Linked DNA regions of Homo sapiens: all the other regions are linked to region 1. Evidence: chromatin contacts called from ENCODE Hi-C or POLR2A ChIA-PET data. All regions are on one chromosome and are shown on one strand. Each heading gives the region's core, a stretch centred on a gene start or an enhancer-like site at or near the end of the contact. The rest is flanking DNA. Distances are from core to core; before and after follow the strand shown. Region 1 holds the start of FASTK (Fas activated serine/threonine kinase). Region 2 holds the start of ZNF425 (zinc finger protein 425). Region 3 holds the start of ZNF746 (zinc finger protein 746). Region 4 holds the start of KMT2C (lysine methyltransferase 2C). Region 5 holds the start of ATP6V0E2-AS1 (ATP6V0E2 antisense RNA 1).

Region 1 (4,036 bases), core at 561-3,060:
TCACGGGCTCTTTGTGCCTCTCCAGCTCGGTAGCGCGGCGGGCAAGGCAGGCGCCATGACCCTGATTGAAGGGGTGGGTGATGAGGTGACCGTCCTTTTCTCGGTGCTTGCCTGCCTTCTGGTGCTGGCCCTTGCCTGGGTCTCAACGCACACCGCTGAGGGCGGGGACCCACTGCCCCAGCCGTCAGGGACCCCAACGCCATCCCAGCCCAGCGCAGCCATGGCAGCTACCGACAGCATGAGAGGGGAGGCCCCAGGGGCAGAGACCCCCAGCCTGAGACACAGAGGTCAAGCTGCACAGCCAGAGCCCAGCACGGGGTTCACAGCAACACCGCCAGCCCCGGACTCCCCGCAGGAGCCCCTCGTGCTACGGCTGAAATTCCTCAATGATTCAGAGCAGGTGGCCAGGGCCTGGCCCCACGACACCATTGGCTCCTTGAAAAGGTAAGTAGGTCAAGAGGCAGGAGCAATGCTAAAGACAGGGGTTGGGAGAGTGGTCGCAGAAGGCCCCCAGAGACACCTAAGACCCAGCCCTCCTTTATACTGGAGGCGCTGAGCGCCCCAGATCACAACTGTACTTGTTCCCCTGGCAGACGGCCCCTCCCAGGCCAGGGCCGGTGTGTTGTGGAGGGCAGGGGGAGGGTGGGAGTGCTGTTCCGGGGCCAGGGACTAGGATTGCCTGAGGCCTGCTCTCTTACCCAGGTCCCTCTCTCCTCAGGACCCAGTTTCCCGGCCGGGAACAGCAGGTGCGACTCATCTACCAAGGGCAGCTGCTAGGCGACGACACCCAGACCCTGGGCAGCCTTCACCTCCCTCCCAACTGCGTTCTCCACTGCCACGTGTCCACGAGAGTCGGTCCCCCAAATCCCCCCTGCCCGCCGGGGTCCGAGCCCGGCCCCTCCGGGCTGGAAATCGGCAGCCTGCTGCTGCCCCTGCTGCTCCTGCTGTTGCTGCTGCTCTGGTACTGCCAGATCCAGTACCGGCCCTTCTTTCCCCTGACCGCCACTCTGGGCCTGGCCGGCTTCACCCTGCTCCTCAGTCTCCTGGCCTTTGCCATGTACCGCCCGTAGTGCCTCCGCGGGCGCTTGGCAGCGTCGCCGGCCCCTCCGGACCTTGCTCCCCGCGCCGCGGCGGGAGCTGCTGCCTGCCCAGGCCCGCCTCTCCGGCCTGCCTCTTCCCGCCGCCCTGGAGCCCAGCCCTGCGCCGCAGAGGACTCCCGGGACTGGCGGAGGCCCCGCCCTGCGACCGCCGGGGCTCGGGGCCACCTCCCGGGGCTGCTGACCCTCAGCCCGCACTGGGAGTGGGCTCCTCGGGGTCGGGCATCTGCTGTCGCTGCCTCGGCCCCGGGCAGAGCCGGGCCGCCCCGGGGGCCCGTCTTAGTGTTCTGCCGGAGGACCCAGCCGCCTCCAATCCCTGACAGCTCCTTGGGCTGAGTTGGGGACGCCAGGTCGGTGGGAGGCTGGTGAAGGGGAGCGGGGAGGGGCAGAGGAGTTCCCCGGAACCCGTGCAGATTAAAGTAACTGTGAAGTTTTCACTCTTGCAGTGTGTCTGAGTGTGTGCGGGCTGGCGGGCGGGGAGTCCTCGCCCCTTGGGAGAGAAGGGCACGGACTGCGCCTGGGGTCTGGCCCTCCGCCTTCCCTTCTCCCCAGCGTTCTGCTCTGGCTTTGGCGCCGGCCTCCGTGGCCCCGCCCTCGGCGCCGGGCGCGCACTTCCCGCGGGCGGGGCTCGCGGCTCCCTGGCTCGCAGTGCCTGCCGGGAGCCACGTCTCCGAAGACCGATAGCTGCTTCGGGATTGGCGTCCGGGCGGCTATCTAGGGGCTGCTGGGAAGATGGCGGACTCGGTGGCTAGCCGATGAGGAGGCCGCGGGGGGAACCCGGCCCCCGGGCCCCGAGACCGACTGAGGGAGCGACCTGCGCAGGGCCCGGGGAGTCATGTAGGGGTGGCGCCTGCGGGGAGGGCTGCGGGAGGGCAGCGGGAGCTGGTGTTAGCGGCAGCGGCCACGGTCTCCTGGCGTCCCTGGGCCGGGGTGGGTGTTGGGGCCCCCGACTTCGCCGACTCCGCGCCATCGCAAAGCGGTGCACTCGGGCTCCACGCGCGCCCTGCGAGGTGGGCGCTGCGTTTTCATTTCACGGGTGAGGAGACTTAGAGAGACGAAGCCACTTGTCCAAGGTCACGCCGCTGGTGAGTGGGAGCGCCCAGCATGGAACCCAGCACCGTCCAGCCGCGGAGCCCGCGTTCCACCCTCTGTGCCGCCGCCGCCTCCTGTGGGAGAGGGAGGTGGTCGGGAGAGTGCACGCCGGTGCCGCCTGGGCTCCAGACTGGGCGCGACCACTAACCCGGTTAATGACCTCGGGCTTAACTTAACCCCTTCGCTGCTCTGGGCCTGCGTTTCTCCACCGGTGAAATGAGGTAATGCCAGCCCTGCCTACTCTTCATGGGCGTGTAAGGAGCATCAGAGATGGTGCATGTGGAATTGCTTTGCAAGTAGTGCTGCGCTGAGCGCACTGAGGATTATGATTGCTGTTTCAAAGGCGTGGAAGGAGGCAGAGGGGCGGGGTGGGGAAGAGGCCCAGAGCAGTCACAAAGGCTTGCTCTGACCACAGGCCCCCTAAATGAGGAGTGAGGTAAGCAGTAGGTAGCAGGTCTTTCTCCCCTTTGGAGAAAACCTCACCCCCTTTTTTGGGCTGCCCCTCAGGGTCTCCATCACCCAACTCCATGCTTCGAGTCCTGCTCTCTGCTCAGACCTCCCCTGCTCGGCTGTCTGGCCTGCTGCTGATCCCTCCAGTACAGCCCTGCTGTTTGGGGCCCAGCAAATGGGGGGACCGGCCTGTTGGAGGAGGCCCCAGTGCAGGTCCTGTGCAAGGACTGCAGCGGCTTCTGGAACAGGCGAAGAGCCCTGGGGAGCTGCTGCGCTGGCTGGGCCAGAACCCCAGCAAGGTGCGCGCCCACCACTACTCGGTGGCGCTTCGTCGTCTGGGCCAGCTCTTGGGGTCTCGGCCACGGCCCCCTCCTGTGGAGCAGGTCACACTGCAGGACTTGAGTCAGCTCATCATCCGAAACTGCCCCTCCTTTGACATTCACACCATCCACGTGTGTCTGCACCTTGCAGTCTTACTTGGTGAGGAGGGGCTTGAGGTGGGCGCCTGGGGGGCTAGGTGTTAATGAAGAATAGGGAGAACAGTAGAGGACCACGGACAGAGACCCAGCCTCTCAGGCGTTTGCCCAGGAACGCTTGCTCCTGCTCCCGTCCTATGTCTGCGGCAGACATCATGAGTCGAACGCACTCCTTCCGGCCTCGCTAGGGTGCCACCCCAGATTCCTGCTAATAGAGTGCCCTAGGAAGCCACCATAATTTGTCACAATTGGTATGAGATGAAAGCCTATTTGCCATCTTTGTATGTACTCCCTACAAACCGTTTCGATACCTCATAGCCACATGATACTTTACATGTCTCTAGTGTTTGCACTTAAACTCTAGCACACCTTCCCGCTCAGGAAACGGGAGAGGAGAAAGGTGGAGAATTCACCAAGTAACCCCATGATAAGAACAGCAGCACAGCTCTGTTACCAGGCTGCCTTTTACCTCTCCCCCTCAGGCTTTCCATCTGATGGTCCCCTGGTGTGTGCCCTGGAACAGGAGCGAAGGCTCCGCCTCCCTCCGAAGCCACCTCCCCCTTTGCAGCCCCTTCTCCGAGGTGGGCAAGGGTTGGAAGCTGCTCTAAGCTGCCCCCGTTTTCTGCGGTATCCACGGCAGCATCTGATCAGCAGCCTGGCAGGTGCTGGAGGGGGTTAAAATCAGATGGGGGTGGGGAGGGCTGACAGGAGGAGGAAGGTGGGCTCAGTTGGCTGGGCTGAGGTGGAATTGAGCCAGCCGGAGGTCCGGCTGAGGCCCAGCGTGACAGGCTGCTCTTCACAGAGGCAAGGCCAGAGGAACTGACTCCCCACGTGATGGTGCTCCTGGCCCAGCACCTGGCCCGGCACCGGTTGCGGGAGCCCCAGCTTCTGGAAGCCATTGCCCACTTCCTGGTGGTTCAG
Region 2 (4,036 bases), core at 1,511-4,010, 2.0 Mb after region 1:
TCATGCCTGTAATCCCAGCACTTTGGGAGGCCGAGGTAGGTGGATCACGAGGTCAAGAGTTGAAGACTAGCCTGGCCAACATGGTGAAACCCCATCTCTACTAAGAATACAAAAATTAGCCCAATGTGGTGGCACATACCTGTAATCCCAACTACTTGGGAGGCTGAGGCAGGAGAATCGCTTGAACCTGGGAGGCGGAGGTTGCAGTGAGCCAAGATCACACCACTCTACTCCAGCCTAGGCAACAGAGCAAGACTACGTCTGGAAAAAACCCAACAAACAAACAATATATATATATATATAATTTTATTTTATTTTATTTTATTTTTTTGAGACAGAGTCTCCCTCTGTCTTCCTCTCTCACCCAGGCTGTAGTGTCAGCACAATCTGTGCTCACTGCAACCTTCGCCTCCCAGGCTCAAGTAATCCTCCCACCTCTGCCTCCCAAATAGCTGAGATTAACGTCTTTGCCACTGTGCTGACAAAATCTTGTATTTTCTGTAGAGATGGGGTTTCGCCATGTTGCCCAGGCTGGTCTTCAACTCCTGTGCTCAGGCAATCCTACTGCCTCAGCCTCCCAAAGTGCTGGGATTACAGACGTGAGCTACTGCGCCCGGCCAGAGAATCTAGCACCTTTTAAAGGTTTAAATAGGAAATTTTTGCCATCTAAAGACAGTCACTATGAGACATCCTAAGAATCTTGGTCTCCACAACCCCTTATCTTAACCCAGACACTCCTTTCTATGAACCTGGTCTTCAGATAGCCAATTGCCAATCAGAAAATCGCTGAATCCGCCTGTGACCTGTAAGCACCGCTTGGAGTTGTCCCGCCTTTCCTGACAGAACCAGTGTACACTTTACATGTATTGACTGATGTCTTAAGTCTTCCCAAAACGTGTAAAATCAAGCTGTAACCCAACCACCTTGGATACATGTTCTTAGGACCTCTTCAGACAGTACCTTGGCCTTCCTCACTCATATTTGGCTCAGAATAAACTTCTAAATATTTTACAGTTTGACTCTTCGTAAACATGGATGAATCACAAAAGCATTACGCTTTTGAGGAGCCAGTCACAAAAGGTTATATCATACTGTATGATTCCATTTATATACCATTTCTAAAAAGAGAAAACTAGGTTTCAAGAGCAGATCAGTCCTTGCCAAGGATCCAGGTGTCGGAGGGAGTGACCATAAAGCAAATGAAGCACAGAAGAGAATGGCAGCACAAGGAGTTTCAGGGTGGGACAGGGCTCTTCCGTATCCTGGTTACAGTGGTTACTACACGTATACATACATATGTGAAAATTCATAGAACTTTACACCCAAAGAAACGTTAGTTTTTTTGTTTGTTTGTTTTTGGTTTTTTTGAGATGGAGTCTCCCTCTGTCGCCCAGGCTGGAGTGCAGTGGCGCGATCTCGGCTCACTGCAAGCTCCGCCTCCCGGGTTCACGCCACTCTCCCGACTCAGCCTCCCTAGGAGCTGGGACTACAGGCGCCCGCCACAACGCTCGGCTATTTTTTTTTTTTTTTTTTTTGTATTTTTAGTAGAGACGGGGTTTCGCCGTTAGCCAGGATGGTCTCGCTCTCCTGACCTCGTGATCCGCCCGCCTCCGCCTCCCAAAGTGCTGGGATTACAGGCGTGAGGCACCGCGCCCATCCGAAACGTTAGTTTTAATGTAAGGTTTTTTTTTTTTAACCCTTTAATCAGTAAGGTGCATCTACATTTCACGATTCCGGGACAAATACAGATGTGCACACGCTCCTCAGCCTATGCAGGGACTACTTTCTCATGGACATCCTTTCTAACTACACACTTTTCATTTGTTACTTTAGCCTGACACCTAAAACATGACTAGGACAGAATGCGAGGTTGATTTTCTGGGGACAGTCGCCACCCCCTTCCTTGCCCTCTCTCTCCTTTCTGTCTCTCCCTGGTTTCCCCTTCTGCGTCTTCCCACCTCTCCCGTTTTTGCGTCTTCGTGTTTCTCACGCCCTGTGTCATGGCCTCCTCCGTCTTCTCCCGCTCTGTCACAGTCTCCCGCCGGGGGCTAGGGGTGCCCGGCCCGCATCCCTGGGCGACCCTGAGTCCCCGCAGGCGGCCCCGAGGCCGGGGTGGCTTCCGCATGGGGTCTCTGCCCGAGGCCTTTCTCTGCCAAGGAGGGAGTGTGGACGCTCGGGGAGCCCAGAAGGGCGCTGCACCCACGGGGACCGGACGTGGTGGGCGGACCCCTCCTCCGCGTCCCCGACGGGACATGCCCGGGGCCCACACGGCCTCCGCGCCCCCGGCGGGACGGACACCCCGGGCCACCGCGCGCCCCCCACCACCTACCCGGCCTCGCTGGATTCCCGGGACCCCCTCACAAACGAAACCCTCGAGCTCATCCCTGACTTGGGGGCAGCTTTGGAAGGAACAGCACCGGACTCTCACCCTCTCGCTGCCTCTCAGTCCGGGTTTCTGTGGAGCGCGTCTCCCAGTCGCTGTCCCTACTCTCTCCCTGTTCCTGCTCTCTCCATGTTCACCTGCCCCTCCGTTTCCCCTCCCGTCAGCTCCCTCATCTCGTCTTCGACCGCATCCCTCGCATGCAGATCCGGGAGTCCAAGGGTCCCTCAAAGACCGGCGTGCTGCGGCCCGCACGGAGGGTGCCCGGGCCCCTCCTCTGAGGACCGACTCCCTCTGGCGGCGCCGCTCCTCCCGCCCGCAGGGGGCGCTATGGGGCGGAGCGGCTTCCGCTTCCGAGCGCCGAGTCCCAGCATGCACCGCGCCCGGCCGGCTCTGCCTTTGGGGGCCAGCAGGGCTGTACCTGGGAGTTGGGTTGGGGCGGAGCGGAGGGGAGGCCGTGCCAGGCAGGGCCGGTTCGTGCGGAACCGCCATGGCCGAGCCGGCTTCGGTAAGAAGGGCCGGTGGAGGATGCAGGCTCTGTCGAAACTCGGGTCCCTGTCGCAGCTGGATTGGGGTCCGCGTCCAGGGAGTGGGGCGGCCGGGGCCTGGGCCTGGGGGTTGGCAGTGGCCCACGGACTGAGCTCCGGGCTGGGCTGGAGAAGGTGCAGTCTTGCTGCGTGTGCTGTTCTGGAATTGACCTGGGGAAAAGCTGGTCTGGCCGGGCTTGGCCGCGCGCGTCTGTGGCCCCGGCCACTCGGAAGGCTGAGGCGGGAGCAGCGCTTGAGCCCGGGAGCTCTGCGCTGTATATGCGCTAGGTCCGTCGCGCGGTGCCTCTGAGTTCTGCATCTGTGTGGTGACCTCTCGGGAGCGGGGACCACCAGGTTCCCCAGGGAGGGGGAACCGGCCCAGCTCGGAAACCGAGCAGGGCAAAACCCCAGTGCTGATCGTTAGTGGGATCGCGCCTGTGAATAGCCACTGCCCTCCAGCCTGGGCAACAGCCAGACCCCGTCTGTTTAATACATAAATAAAAGTTGGTTTGGGAGAAAGAATCCGGGTGGGAAAGATCTGTTTCTCGGCCTGTTGTAGGCTCAGATCAACAACGCTGTCCCTGCCTTCAGTGTCGGGGCTCTGAACCTCGGGGTCTCTCTGGGGCCCGTGCTCTCCTGCTGAAGGTAGTTTCAGAGAAGCACATCAGTGTTAAGCAGATGAGAAAAAGGAGAAGGAAAGCTGGAACTGAGAGAAATTGGAGACCGCTCCCTCTAGGAAAGGACAGAAAACTTAAAATGAATTGGGTGGTTAGCGTAAATCGAATTTACCGTAAATGCTGTAGTATTGTAATGTAGTATTGAAAATTTGAGCACCGGTTTTAGAGTTTGAAAGGCGTATCCTGAGGCTTAATCCAAGAAACCCTGTTACATTCAGTTAAGTATAACTTGCTTAAGTGTGCAAGTTTTTCTTGTGCCCCCAATGAAATTTTATAATCTTAGGAATGTAATGCTCCTTATTTGCATTTGATTCTTCCCTTTTGCTTCCCACTCCTTTTCCCCACCCTCCTTTGGCAGGTACAGATTCTTTTCTGATTTCTCCAAGCTTTGTTTCTACAGCCAGGCTTTCTTTTTTTCTCTCCTCTTTAAGTGATTGGGAATCTCCTGGAAT
Region 3 (4,036 bases), core at 512-3,011, 1.6 Mb after region 1:
GTTTTCTCCACATTACTCAGGACCCATCCCAAAGACATTTTGATTCAGTAGATATGAGATGGGATCCAGAAATCCATATCCTTCACAAGCTTCCCCAGAGACTGATGCAGCTGCTCTGAGAGCCAGGCTTGGAAATTACTACCTAGAGATGACCCTGGCATATCCGACTCAGCCTGTCAAAAGGGAACTTTTTAAATTGCACACTAAAAATGTCTCTTTATTTCTAATGCACTGTATTTCTGTCACCCAGTGGTGTGATCTCCACTCACTGCAACCTCTGCCTCCCGGGTTCAAGCGATTCTCGTACCTCAGCCTCCCCAGTAGTTGGGATTACAGGTGCGTGCCACCACGCCTCGCTAATTTTTTCTATTTTTAGTAGAGACGGGGTTTTGTCATGTTGCTCAGGCTGGTATCAAACTCCTGAGCTCAGGCAATCCACCCATCTTGGCCTCCCAAAGTGTTAGAATTACGGGCGTGAGCCACTGCGCCCGGCCCTAAAATGCTTTATATCTTCCTACATCAATTTTTTTTTGGGCTGTCATCCAGCTCACACCTCTACTACCACCCTCTGGTCTGAAATGCTCTCTGCCTATCAATATTTTGCCAATTCTTCAAGATCCAGCTCAAATTTTATCTATTCTGTAAGGTCTGCCTTCTTTGAAAAAGATTACAGATCTCTCACATATTTTCTTATCAGTGTGTGCTAGGCAGTTGGCTAGTTAGTCTTGGGGAATACACAGATGAGCAAGTCGTGTTCCTGAAAGGCAATGAGCCTCTGAAACTACGTGGGGGCCCGTCCAAGGCGCCCTCCTTCCCCTGCTCTGGTTGGCCTCTTTGAGAACATTTAAATTTTTATTTTTCTCTCCTTGTTTAAAAATACTATCCTTGTCATGGAAAAATAAAAACATGAATTGGAAAAAATTAGAAAAGGCATAAAAACGGCCCGTGGTCTATTAAAGGAATAGACCTTTAATAGAACTACTGAGGCCATGTTGATATATATGCTTCCAAACTTTTCAAAACTGTAATTATACATGTACGCAGTATATGACGCTACATATGTCCTATATTGTTTTAAAATGTTATTTTTAAAACAAAGACAGGATCGTCCTGGACAGGCTTTTTCTCTTAAAACATCATGAACATCTGTTCCTACCAAGACCTTCACCGAAATCATTTTAAATGATGGTATTGCGTCCCATTGCTCATGCCATTAAAAAAATTTACTGTAATAAACCCATTACAGAAAATGCTAAGTGGTTGCCTACCGGGGTTTACCGAACTATATTCCTGTTGTTGGAAGTATTTATTCCATTTCAAACACAGGTGGGCATGAGTTACATCTGTCCTCCCCAAAATAGCCTAAACCTCCAGACCCAGGACCTCGGGCAGCAGAAGTGCCCGTGGGGCGGGGGAAGGGGAGCCGGGCATCCCAGGGCGAGGGGGCCGCCCTGGCCGCGGTCACCCGGGGGACGCCCTGCCCGGAAGCCCGTGCTCGCCCGCGGGCGCGGCCAGGCGGGTCCCATGAGGGGGACCCTTTCAATAACCGAGTCCTCGGGCTGGGCCGCGGGGCCAGCGCAGTGACTCCCCCCGCGCTCGGCAGTCCGGCCGGGGTCGCGGGGTCGCGGGGTCGCGGGGTCGGCCCGGGGTCGCTAGGTCCTCCCGTCGGGCCCCGCGGGCGGGGCTGGGCGGGGCGGGGCGGGGCCGCGGGCAGGCGGGCGCAGCGCCTGCCGTTCGCCTCTCAGGCTGCAGGTGGGGCTGTGCGGCCGCGCTGCCTCCAGGAAGCCTCACGGGCCTTCGTCTGCCGGGCCGCGGCGCCGGCTCCCAGGATGCAGTGTGGACCGGCCGGGCGCTGACGGAGGCGGCGCGACTGCGGGCGGCGCGGCGCAGGGGCAGCCAGCGAGGAGCGGCGGCAGAGGAAAGGCCAGGCAGGCGCCGCCTGCGGAGAGCACCGGGCGGCCGGGCCTGCGTGGTGCCGCGCGCGGCGGCGGCGACGACGACTTCCTCCGGGCCGGGCGGGACAGCGCAGGGCCATGGCCGAGGCGGTCGCGGCTCCGGTAAGGGCGACCCGCGCGCGCAGGGACTCGCGGCCTGGGGGCCCCAGGCGGCCCGGCCCCGGCACACGGCGCCGCAGGCCCTGGGGAGGGGTTCCGGGGTCCGGGCCGGACCACCGGGCCTGGGGCTCCCGCGAATGGGGCGCGGGGTCCGCCGGGGCCTACTGCGCCCGTCGGCCGGGCCCCCACTCCGAGCCGAACCCGAGCGCTGGCGGAACGGTTGTCCCCGCCCCGGGCCGCCCCACGCCAAGTTCTTTGGGCCCTCCGGGGCTTCCTGCCCCCGCCCCAGCCGCTGTCCCCTCCTTCTGGGTGCCCCCCCACCCGCGGCTCCTTTCTCTGCCTGGCGCTCGGCCTGTAGGTCCCTCTCCATCTCCCCCGCAGCGGCCTGGTGGCACCTGGGAGGTGTCCGGCTTCGAATCCGCATACACCGACTCCCACTACGTGCCCAGCTTCCCGGGGTCGGCGCGGAAGGGAATATAGAGCCACGCACTTCCACAAGCCCTGTTGAGGCGTTAGTCTGTCCTCACAGCAAGCCTGTGGGATGGGTACTGGTGTTAATCTCTGTCATACAAAAGAAAAACCCGGGGCCTAGAGAACTTAACTTGCCCAGGCTTACCCAGCTGGAAAGTGTGAAAAGACACACAGTGGCTGTGTGTTCAAGGACCAGGCAGGCAGGTACGCGGGCAATAATCGTGCAAAACAGAAAGGGGTGAGTGCTGGCGCCCAGGTGGAAGCTTGCGGTGGGCTCCGGGGGAAGGAGTGTCAGGGGGCCTCTTGGTACCGCTGTCCACCCCTCCTGGCCTGATGCTCTGCGCCTCTGTGATTTGAGCCGGGCTTTTAGGGAAGGCTAGGATTTCAGGCCCAGCTAGACCGGTGGTGCTTTCAGGGAGGGAGGAGTGCCTGGGCAAAGGCGCAGAGAGACGGGACAGTGCAGGGCGTGTGCAGGCACAGAAAGGAGTCCATGAGCCTGGAGAAGATGGTTTTGGTTTGGAGGCAGTGGGAAAGGAGTCTGCAGAGAGAGACTAAGAAGGGGTTTGCATGCCTGGACTTCATCCTGCGGGTGGGCAGTGGATGAGGGATCCGGCTCCTCTTACCATCAGCTCCTCTCAAGCAAAGAGTTTCAGCTCCCCTGGCAGGAGTCCAAGGACAGCCCCACATATTCCAGCCACTTGTCAGTAAGAAGCTGGGCTGGAGTGAGCAGCGCACAGTCGCCACCTCCCACCACATAGTGTGAAGACCTTACACAGGGTTTCCTGGCCCCATCAGAACTGTAAGAAAACCATGCACCTTGTTGTCCATGAGTAAAAGACTAATATTTTCTTAATAAAGTAGTTTAGCAGAGGTCCCTTTCATGCCACACAAAGCCCATAATAATGCACGTGGAGGATGGGTAGGATTTCAGTGGATAAGGAGCTGGTGACCAGTTGAAAGGAAGCTTCTGGAGTAAACTCTTGGCGTCTGGGATCACGTGACAGGGATTGATCTGAGAAAGGAGAGGTGAGGGAAGGAACAGTGGCCTTAGGTGGAGGGTGGACTCAAGCCCAGAACCACGCTGGCCCACCCAGGTGCTGTAGGACCACCTACTCCTTGAGAGCAAGACTCCCACCCGCATTGGGGTTTTCGCCTAGAAACAGTTCAGCTTGTCCAGAATCTCCCAGCCTTGAAGACCCCTTAGAGTCCTACCTTCTTTGGGTCCTGCTTCCTTCCAAATAGATAGTATCTTAAGCACTGTCCTAGACAAGTTTGTTTCTCCCTCTGCTCAAACTCTCCTTTTGTCTCTATTTTTTGAGCTGTCCATCCGCATTCTAGTTCTCAGTGACTTTCTCTAAGTGAATCCACACTGGTTTCTAGTAGCTACTTCTTCATTTTGGAAATAATCACCAACCTTTTGTTGAGGAATTATTTTGCAGAATGTTGTAAGGAGGCGTTGATCCTCAGGTCCCGATACCAGGAGCTCCTCTGTGCCCTGTAGGTCCCACATT
Region 4 (4,036 bases), core at 919-3,418, 1.4 Mb before region 1:
CTGACACTTAAGTTCTCAGAAGTGCTGGAGAAGCGTATGGAAGTAAATTATCCTGATGTATAATTTTGTACATGTGAAACTCACCGTGGAAGTGCCTATTCTAATTTCAGTACGGAACACAGCTAAATATTTGGATCAATAATCCAGTTTTGAAAGCACACTTTATTTAAAGTACAATGTGCTGAAGAAAATGAAAAAAGAAAGGGTGCTTTCAAATTTGTACTGAGTAAACTTTCACTAGATCACATCATATGTTTATCACTAGTCACATATATGTTGTATTTCTATGTGTAATCGTCAGGCACTTTTAATTTCTAGTTTGCATTTACCATGCCAGCCTCCTCCTCAATCCCAAATTTCCTTTGGTTATAAATTTAGTAAATTTGAAAGAGCCAGCAGGGATTAAACCCTGAAGGTATTCAAATGACTATCTGACGTTATTCCTCATTTCAGCCATTTCAAAAAATTATGCTTTCATTTAGAATAGGCTCTGGGAATCAAAGTGTGTGTATTTTGCCCAAGTAGAAGACACAGTTTAAAGTTAACATCCTAGCTACTAGAAGGGAAAGCAAACATCGCTGGAAAAGGAGCCTATTTTTTTTTACCTTACACTAAAACTACACTGCGAAGATCAAAAGAAATCAACATGAGAGTGTGCCTCTTAACGCTAGGCCCAAAGTAGATGCTTATTAAATGATAGTTTACCCCAATCCTTCACAAATGGTTGATAGGTCTTACTATTTCCCCCCATTCAAATCTAGAATTTTTTCACTCTCATAAACTAATCGATAGTGAATGGAAAGCACAGAATAGATCATCGTCCAAGTGTTAGGTATTAGCCTGAGAAATCCAGAATCCCATATTTGTAACTGTCCTTCTTGAGAAAGTGCATTTTTCAGGCGGATTCTAGCCCCATTTTTCTTTTTACCATTTTTACATATTATGAGAGGTGGCTTAGAAGTACTTCGATTTTTGCCTCTTCATCACAACACACTGAACGTTAAAATCAAGTGGTTGGGTTTTTATTGGCTTATTTTGTCTCTAACCGTTTTATTTCTCGAGCTGTCATCGTTCTTTTCGTCTTACATCCTTATGAACCTTTTCTGGATTAAAAAAAATGACGTTATAATAAGGAAACTAACTGGCGTTGGATTCGAACGAAGTTGACTCCATTCCTTTTCCTCCCCGTAGTGTGGGCGCTACGAGGAAAGACCTCGGCGAGAACCAGCGAAGCCCGGGCTGCCCTCGCCGTGCGGGCGCACATTTGCTCCTCGCGCCGGGCTGCGCCGGGCGACCGCGGCCGCCTCGGCGTGTGTCCGCGGCTCCCTCCCGCCCTCGCCCGCAGTTCCCCGATCCCGATCCCGGATCTCTGGGTCCACAGCTTGGCTACCTCCCGAGCCGGAGCCGGAGCCGGAGCCGGAGTCGCGGCTGGGCCCGGCCGCCGCGTCACAGGGGGAGGGAACCCGGGGGGGAGGGGGAGGGGCGGTGAGGTCAGCGGCGGCGGCGCGTCCGCGGGCGGCGGGAGCGGCGCATGCGCGGAGCGAGGCCCGTGAGTGGCAGCGGCGGCGCGCGGGGGGCGGGCGAGGGGCCGAGTGTGGGGGAGCGGGCGGGGGCCGTCGAGGCGGCGGTGTGTGGGCGCGACGGCTGCGAGTTGGAGAGGTCTGTGGTGCGGGTCGCCCCGGGGGATCCCCGGCGCGGGCCTCGCGCGACGGCCACGGTCGCGCGGCGTGTGTGTGGGGTCCAAGCACACCCGCAAAACTTCCTCCTCCCCTGCTCCGGGAGAGCGAGCGAGCGTGTGTGAGAGAGCGAGTGTGAGGAGCGAGCCGCGGCCCGGCGCCCAGCGCCGCCACTGGAGCAGCTGTCAAAACTTCGCCGCCGCCGCCGCCCGGGCCTGACGGGCCTGACGCGCGGGGGAGGGGCGGCCGGCCGGGGGCGCGACCCCCTCGCCGCCCCCGCCGGGCCCCGCGGCCGGCCCTCCCCGCGCCGGGCCCCTTTCTCCTCCTGCCGCGGGCGGCTCGGGGGAGGGGCCGCGGGCGGAGACCCCGGGGGCCGGCGCCCCTCACGCCGCCCGCCCGCCCGGCTGCCCCGCCCGCCCGCACCCGCCGGCCCCGCCCGCCCCGCACCGCCCGCCCCGCCCGCCGCCCCCCGCCCGGCCCCTGCGCGCGGAGGTGCGCGCGCCCGCGCCGATGTGTGTGAGTGCGTGTCCTGCTCGCTCCATGTTGCCGCCTCTCCCGGTACCTGCTGCTGCTCCCGGGGCTGCGGGAAATGCGAGAGGCTGAGCCGGGGAGGAGGAACCCGAGCAGCAGCGGCGGCGGCGGCGGCCGCGGCGGCGGGAGCCCCCCAGGAGGAGGACCGGGATCCATGTGTCTTTCCTGGTGACTAGGATGTCGTCGGAGGAGGACAAGAGCGTGGAGCAGCCGCAGCCGCCGCCACCACCCCCCGAGGAGCCTGGAGCCCCGGCCCCGAGCCCCGCAGCCGCAGACAAAAGACCTCGGGGCCGGCCTCGCAAAGATGGCGCTTCCCCTTTCCAGAGAGCCAGAAAGAAGTAAGTTGAGTGCGAGGGAGCCAGGCCGGGAGCCAGCGGCGGCGCCGGGCCGGAGCTGTCACCGGGCGCCCGCCCCGCGGCCTCCGCGCCCCGGCGCCCCCCGGCGGGGTGGGGGCGGGGCGGGCCCGCGGGCGGTGGCGGCTCCCGGCCCCGGCCCCGCGCCCCTCGGTAGCCGCCCGCGCCCGGCCTCCCCCGCTCCGCGCCGCCCGCCCGGGCTCCCGCCGGCGCCCGGCTCCGCACACTTTACTTTTCAGTCGGGCCTTTTCACTGGGTCTTCTCCGCGACTCTTCTTTTGGAGAAATTTCTCGTAGCCGCGTCTTGGCCTAGCTGGATCATTGAGAAAACAAGCCCGGAGCGCGCCCAGGTAGTCCCCGGACGGACTCCGGGCGAACCGCCGAGCCGTCGGCGCTCGGGAAACTCTCGGAGCTGTCAAAACGCCCGGGCCAGGTGGTCTCGGGGCGCGGGCTGGGGGCGAGAAGAAAGCGGCCGGGCGAGTGCAGCTTTTGTTTGTCAGCGACTTGCTCCTGGAACTTTTCCTGGTCCCAAACCTGTGTTTTCTTCTTTTGATGATATATTAGGAAGCCATTTGACTTCTTCCTCCCCCCTCCCCCAACACCCAGCACCGCACTCCCGGGCTCCGAAAGCACAAGTCCTGTGGGATCCCCCAGCTTCGGGGAACGGCCTGCCTAAGTTTTGGAGACGTAGCCAGCGTCCCCTCGTAAGGCAGAATACCAAGAGCACTTATTCGGAGAGAGTGCAGATGTAAATGTCGCTTCCCTCGTAAGTCTTAGCTGTAAGGGGCTTGGGAATAGGGTCGCCTGCCTTTGAGCGTACAGTAGGGCTGGACCCCAGCTTATTAGAGGACCAGAAATGTCTTCTTACAGAACGGTTATTTGACGGCTTTGCTTGTAAATTAAGACACCGTTTTAGTGCCAGCGAACTGCTCGGCTTCTGTGGCTCTCGCGTGTGCCGTGGAAGAACTGTGAATGTCTCTCGAAGTTGTAGAATGGCGTGTGTGCTTACTCATTTCGTGAGATGATATTCTCATTGAACTGTCGGGAGTGGAAGGGTGCGCTGGGACGTGAAGGAAGCCAGCACGTTTATGGATAGGCTGTTTCTTTGGTTCGGGTGCATTCACTTAGTAATAGTATTGTTGTTTGGTGATTTGTAGTAAAAATAGTAGCGTGAACTGAGGCATAGCAGAGCTGGGTTGTGGGAACCCATTGAGCTCTTGACTTGAATGTGCTCTTTTCTTGCCCCGCTGTCCTTTTACTATGAAAATGATTCAGGGCCTTCAACTTGCCTCCATATTTTATTGCCAGCTGTTACCTAGCTATGATAATCGTGAGGGAAGCAAGTACAGGATGTGTGTACATTATTACATTAGCTTGTTCGTGATACAAAGTTAGGACTTATTTATTATGCCACTTGCGTTGTAATACAGTGGCAAGTATAAAATGCCCTTATTCTGTATTAACTGAAATTTGTAGA
Region 5 (4,036 bases), core at 633-3,132, 1.2 Mb after region 1:
TTACTACCAGGACAGAAGGAAGAGCAGGCTAGGGTGAGGAGGAAAGGAGGGAGGACAAAGGAACTGGCTGACTTTGAGCTGGGGAGAGTAGTACTTACAAGAGGTAACAGCAGACGGCGGTGGCGACCAGCATGGTGATGATCACTCTGCAGCAGAAGAGGACACGGGTCAGAACAAATGCAGCCAGCACCTCACAAGGCCTGGCCAGGACCAGAGCAAGAAGAGCTCCTGGTGTGAGCTCTTTTCCATTGGCCTTCCTGATGCCTCCTGGACACAGGAGGCTGAGTTCTACTCAGGGTAAGAATAGCAAGGCAGAAAATAAAAACTGAAAGTGTCACCTCACAGAGAGGCCAACCTTGACCACATCCAAGTTGCCTTAAGAATCCTTCCCTTCATTTCCCTTCTCTACCACCCAATATTGCTCCATCTTAATGCAGACGTGTTGTGGAAAGGCACTGCACAGAGCTGCATTTGTGGCAACCCAACAGGGAGTGGTCTGTAGAATTCAAAATTCATGGAGCAAGGGGAAGGAAAACAATAGGCTAGAAGACAGGGCAAGAAGCAGGCAGACTGTGAGCCAGTTCTGAGGCCCAGTGAGTTGTTACAAAGAGAACAGGGACTAGCCACTTTGCGTGTACTCAGAGAAGACCAGAGACAGATGCTTCAAGTGCAGCAAAAGAAATTTCAGTCAAACTGAAGCAAGAACTCACCAAGAATAGCAGGAGACGCAAGACACGAAAATGGTTTACAAAGTGAAGCTGTGGGATCCCAAACCCTGCCTGTCTTTAAGAACAAAGGCAGCACTCACATGTCCAAACGGCCTTTGGGCAAAGCTAACTCTAATCCAAACGAGGCCCTTGATCTTTGATCTAAAGCACTGCAAGCTGGTGCTGGACACAGGAGCACGCGATCCCTTTTTCAACATTACTAAGCAGGTTGTGCCAGTCCTGGCTGGGCACTGAGTAGACAATGGTGAACTGGACAAACTCCAGCCCCTGGGAACATGCAGTCAAGGGAAGGGTGCTTTGTAACTGAAGATAATATGAAGCAGAAACTGGTGAATGGCGCAGCAATCTGCTAGAGGACCTTCGAAAAATAACGCCAGCTAAACTTATCCCATACCTACAAAGTGTCACGCACTGGTAGGTGTTTTAAATGCGTTACCGCAGGTCATCCTCACAGCAGCCTTTTAAGGCAGGAGTCGACATTATCTCCATTTTACCCATGAAGAAACTGAGACTTGATATTGGCTCTAGGTCACACAGCTAGCAAGGAGTGGAGAAACTGCGTCAGTGCCCACTTGTGCCCTTTACTGGCTGCAGGAGGGGTGACAGACATCTCCAATGTCACTCTCCTCTTTACCTTCTGGATATGCCCTCTCGCCCCACCTCCTGCCTGTTCCCGGCTGTCAGAGACCCAGGTGCAGAGAGACCTCAGAGGTGGCGTCCGGGGTCCTGGCGTCCCTCCTGCGGACGCTCGCTGCAGAGCAGGAAGCCGCCGCCCCGGGGCGGAGGGGCGAGCCGGGCCAGGGGGCCGGGGTGGAGAGGTCTGCAGGGCCTGCGCGCTTTCCTTACCCGCGGTTGGGTCCCTTCGGCACGAACCAGGGCCCGGCGATGCCGACGAGGCCCCAGAACGTGGTGAAGATGATGACCGGGAGGGCGAATGAGTGCGCCGTCATGGCCGGGCGCAGGATGCCCAGGCAGGATGCAGGGCCGAGCAGCGGGCGCTGCAGGTGCGCGGGTCCCCAGCCGGGCAGCGCGCTGAGCATGCGCAACAGGAGTCGAGCACCCGAAGCGATCAGCCGGGCCGGGCCGCGCACGCGCATCTCCTGATCCAGCCCGCCGCGCTGTCACTCAGGACCTGCCTAGGAGCCCACTCGCTGATTGGCTGAGCAGGGCCGCGGACAGAGAGAAATGCCGAGGAATAGGGGCGCGGCCGCCCGGTTTCGGCGATGGGTTATAGGGTCCGCGTCAGCCCCGCGCCCGCACAGCCAACGTCACGCCGCATTCTTATTTCCAAAGACCCCTGGAGCTTGGGGTCCCACCCCAGCGGTCTTTCGGGGCGTCCCCTGCCCTTCACGCGCCGCGCCGGCTCGGCCCGAAGCGCCCTGCGGACCCGCAGCCTGGGCCGCCCCGAACCTGACGGCCCCGCGGGGGTCGGACGCGGGAGGAACGGCCTCGCTTTCAGAGACGCAGCGGGAGGGCGGTCCCCGCTGTCCCTCTGGCCGGGTCCTCAGCACGCGTTCTCCTCACTCCCAGGACTAGCGAGCGGCGGGCGCGGACCGGGGCCTGGGGTCGGAGGCGGCGCAGCCAGAAAGGCCCCAGCGGCGCTGAGACGTTTGGGGGAAGGCGGGGGCTTCGCGTTTCGATGGCGGGAAGCGGAATGAGGTTGGACCGGCCGGGCCGGCGTTCAGGGACCCGGCGGGAGGCGGAGGGCTGGCGTCCTCGCGGACATCCATCTGCAGCGAACCAGGCAGAGGCTTTGGGATTAGATCCTTGACTCCTTGCGTCAGTAGTTAAGGTTTGTTTAAATATAAAATGGGATGGCCCTTCTTACAAGGTTGCTGGAGGATTAAATGAATAGGCATGTGGAAAGCACCTAGTATAATAAGGCTCGGTAGTTTCTTCCATCAGGGCTGGAAGAGACCACGGAGCCTGCTTTCCTCCTTCGGCGTTTGGATCTCACATATCCCTTCTTCTCTGGCGATCAAAAATCCCTATCTTCTGTAGAGATCCCTTTTACAGATCAGTGGCCTCCAGGCGGTATCTCTAGCAACAAGTGCTACCCCAAGCGGCCGGCCACACATATTCCCTGGCTTCATGACATAGGGAGGCGCAGTCCCCACGTGATGCAGAAGGGAAATGTGCCTGTCCTTGCACTGACCCCGTCAGCCATGTGTGCTCCTGGCTGTTTTCTGAAATCAAGAACCAGTTACATCCGCCCTTCTCCGTTCTCTAGTTGAAACCTCCCTATCCATCCTTCCAACATTCATGTAAGTTGGAGGTGGGCGTGGGATGACACCAAACTGTTAGGTATAAAATACCATCCTAGCCTTCGAGGGGTTTCTAAAGTAGTTGAGGAGTGATATATTCTGGTAAAATCATAATGCTGGACAGCGCAGTTCTAAGAGCCCTGTGATCAAAGTAGCCAAATGCCCATTATGAGAATTCAGAGGGTGGAGAAATCCAGGAAGACTCCCTGGAGGAGGTGAGATTTTAGCTGGATTGTAAACAATGGTTATTTTTCTCATCCAGAGTGTGTACATTGTTGAGAACACTGGCCTAGGATAAGGGTGCACTTGGCATCCAGGAGATAGAGTTAAGAGTATGTCCATACAGGCCTTCAAAAAATCACCACGAGGGCTGAGCGCAGTGGCTCACACCTGTAATCCCAGCACTATGGGAGGCAGAGGCGGGCGGATCACGAGGTCAGGAGATCGAGACCATCCTGGCTAACACGGTGAAACCCCGTCTCTACTAAAAATATAAAAAAATTAGCTGGGCATGGTGGCGGGCACCTGTAGTCCTAGCTACTTTGGAGGCTGAAAGGAGAATGGCGTGAACCCGGGAGGCAGAGCTTGCACTTGCAGTGAGCCGAGATTGTGCCCCTGCACTCCAGCCTGGGGGACAGAGTGAGACTCCGTCTCAAAAAAAAAAAAAAAAAAAAAATCACCACGAAAGTTCTATAGCTCAAAAAAGACGGACTTTTTGAATTTTGTTCTGGAAAAAAAAAAATCCTCTGTAGAAAATGACAGCTGTAAAGTGAAATGTATTTCCTTCTTTGCCTCTGCTCCTTTGTCTTGGCTTTGGCCAGAACCAAAAACATTGCTGAGTCTGAGCAGCCACTCATATTAGCAGCCTGCAGCTCTTACTCTTTTCCTTTAATGTCTTTGATGTTTCATTTCTGTCCTAATTTGCATGTGATTGCCTGTGTCATTTGTTTGGCAGCTTTGTGATGGTCTGAGGTCCATGAAGGGATTAAAACCAGGAACTGGCTCCTTCTCCAACCACTAAAGCCTCATCTGGGCCCACAAGCC

The links. A loop is a pair of places that touch in the nucleus more often than their neighbours do. ChIA-PET counts read pairs that join two places held with the same protein, here RNA polymerase II (POLR2A). Pooled maps may share reads with other maps.
Region 2: a loop to region 1 is called in a pooled map, with 11 times the contacts of the local background. The contact joins the promoter of ZNF425 here to the promoter of FASTK in region 1. A Hi-C loop is called at or near these places in 3 of 37 single-sample maps with no recorded cell type and 7 of 50 pooled maps. POLR2A ChIA-PET finds 5 or more read pairs at or near these places in 1 of 52 experiments (GM10248).
Region 3: a loop to region 1 is called in a map of CD8-positive, alpha-beta T cell, with 12 times the contacts of the local background. The contact joins the promoter of ZNF746 here to the promoter of FASTK in region 1. A Hi-C loop is called at or near these places in 1 of 168 maps with a recorded cell type or tissue (CD8-positive, alpha-beta T cell) and 5 of 50 pooled maps. POLR2A ChIA-PET finds 5 or more read pairs at or near these places in 1 of 52 experiments (GM12878).
Region 4: a map of naive thymus-derived CD4-positive, alpha-beta T cell shows a loop between it and region 1 (9-fold over the local background). The contact joins the promoter of KMT2C here to the promoter of FASTK in region 1. A Hi-C loop is called at or near these places in 1 of 168 maps with a recorded cell type or tissue (naive thymus-derived CD4-positive, alpha-beta T cell), 2 of 37 single-sample maps with no recorded cell type and 10 of 50 pooled maps. POLR2A ChIA-PET finds 5 or more read pairs at or near these places in 1 of 52 experiments (OCI-LY7).
Region 5: a loop to region 1 is called in a pooled map, with 4 times the contacts of the local background. The contact joins the promoter of ATP6V0E2-AS1 here to the promoter of FASTK in region 1. A Hi-C loop is called at or near these places in 1 of 168 maps with a recorded cell type or tissue (naive thymus-derived CD4-positive, alpha-beta T cell), 3 of 37 single-sample maps with no recorded cell type and 11 of 50 pooled maps. POLR2A ChIA-PET finds 5 or more read pairs at or near these places in 1 of 52 experiments (naive thymus-derived CD4-positive, alpha-beta T cell).

What each region holds. Positions count from the first base shown.
Region 1 is chr7:151,078,583-151,082,618 of GRCh38, reverse strand. FASTK (Fas activated serine/threonine kinase) reads left to right here and starts at 1,810. Exons shown (of 10, transcript NM_006712.5): 1 at 1,810-1,934; 2 at 2,697-3,119; 3 at 3,598-3,777; 4 at 3,918-4,036. The coding sequence starts at 1,853. It overlaps TMUB1 (transmembrane and ubiquitin like domain containing 1), which reads left to right. Exons shown (of 3, transcript NM_001136044.2): 2 at 26-444; 3 at 719-1,534. The coding sequence starts at 56. The coding sequence ends at 1,070. RefSeq lists enhancers at 503-797, 1,515-2,490, 2,491-3,467 and a silencer at 1,396-2,075.
Region 2 is chr7:149,125,048-149,129,083 of GRCh38, reverse strand. ZNF425 (zinc finger protein 425) reads left to right here and starts at 2,760. Exons shown (of 4, transcript NM_001001661.3): 1 at 2,760-2,888. The coding sequence starts at 2,871. It also overlaps the pseudogene RN7SL521P and a transcript of ZNF398 not described here. RefSeq lists enhancers at 1,781-1,830, 2,494-3,045, 3,046-3,597, 3,845-4,036 and silencers at 1,991-2,430, 3,162-3,335.
Region 3 is chr7:149,495,534-149,499,569 of GRCh38, reverse strand. It overlaps ZNF746 (zinc finger protein 746), which reads left to right and starts at 1,761. Exons shown (of 7, transcript NM_001394198.1): 1 at 1,761-2,057. The coding sequence starts at 2,034. RefSeq lists silencers at 1,397-2,066, 2,307-2,366 and an enhancer at 2,500-3,443.
Region 4 is chr7:152,434,135-152,438,170 of GRCh38, reverse strand. It overlaps KMT2C (lysine methyltransferase 2C), which reads left to right and starts at 2,168. Exons shown (of 59, transcript NM_170606.3): 1 at 2,168-2,545. The coding sequence starts at 2,385. It also overlaps the pseudogene FABP5P3. RefSeq lists silencers at 1,152-1,491, 1,532-1,821, 1,912-1,961, 2,342-2,401 and enhancers at 2,882-3,111, 3,152-3,201, 3,672-3,741.
Region 5 is chr7:149,871,708-149,875,743 of GRCh38, reverse strand. It overlaps ATP6V0E2-AS1 (ATP6V0E2 antisense RNA 1), which reads left to right and starts at 1,882. Exons shown (of 4, transcript NR_027040.1): 1 at 1,882-2,520; 2 at 3,948-4,036. ATP6V0E2 (ATPase H+ transporting V0 subunit e2) reads right to left here and starts at 1,775. Exons shown (of 4, transcript NM_145230.4): 1 at 1,575-1,775; 2 at 99-146. The coding sequence starts at 1,678. RefSeq lists silencers at 1,339-1,518, 1,929-2,008, 2,039-2,248 and enhancers at 1,539-1,678, 1,008-1,976.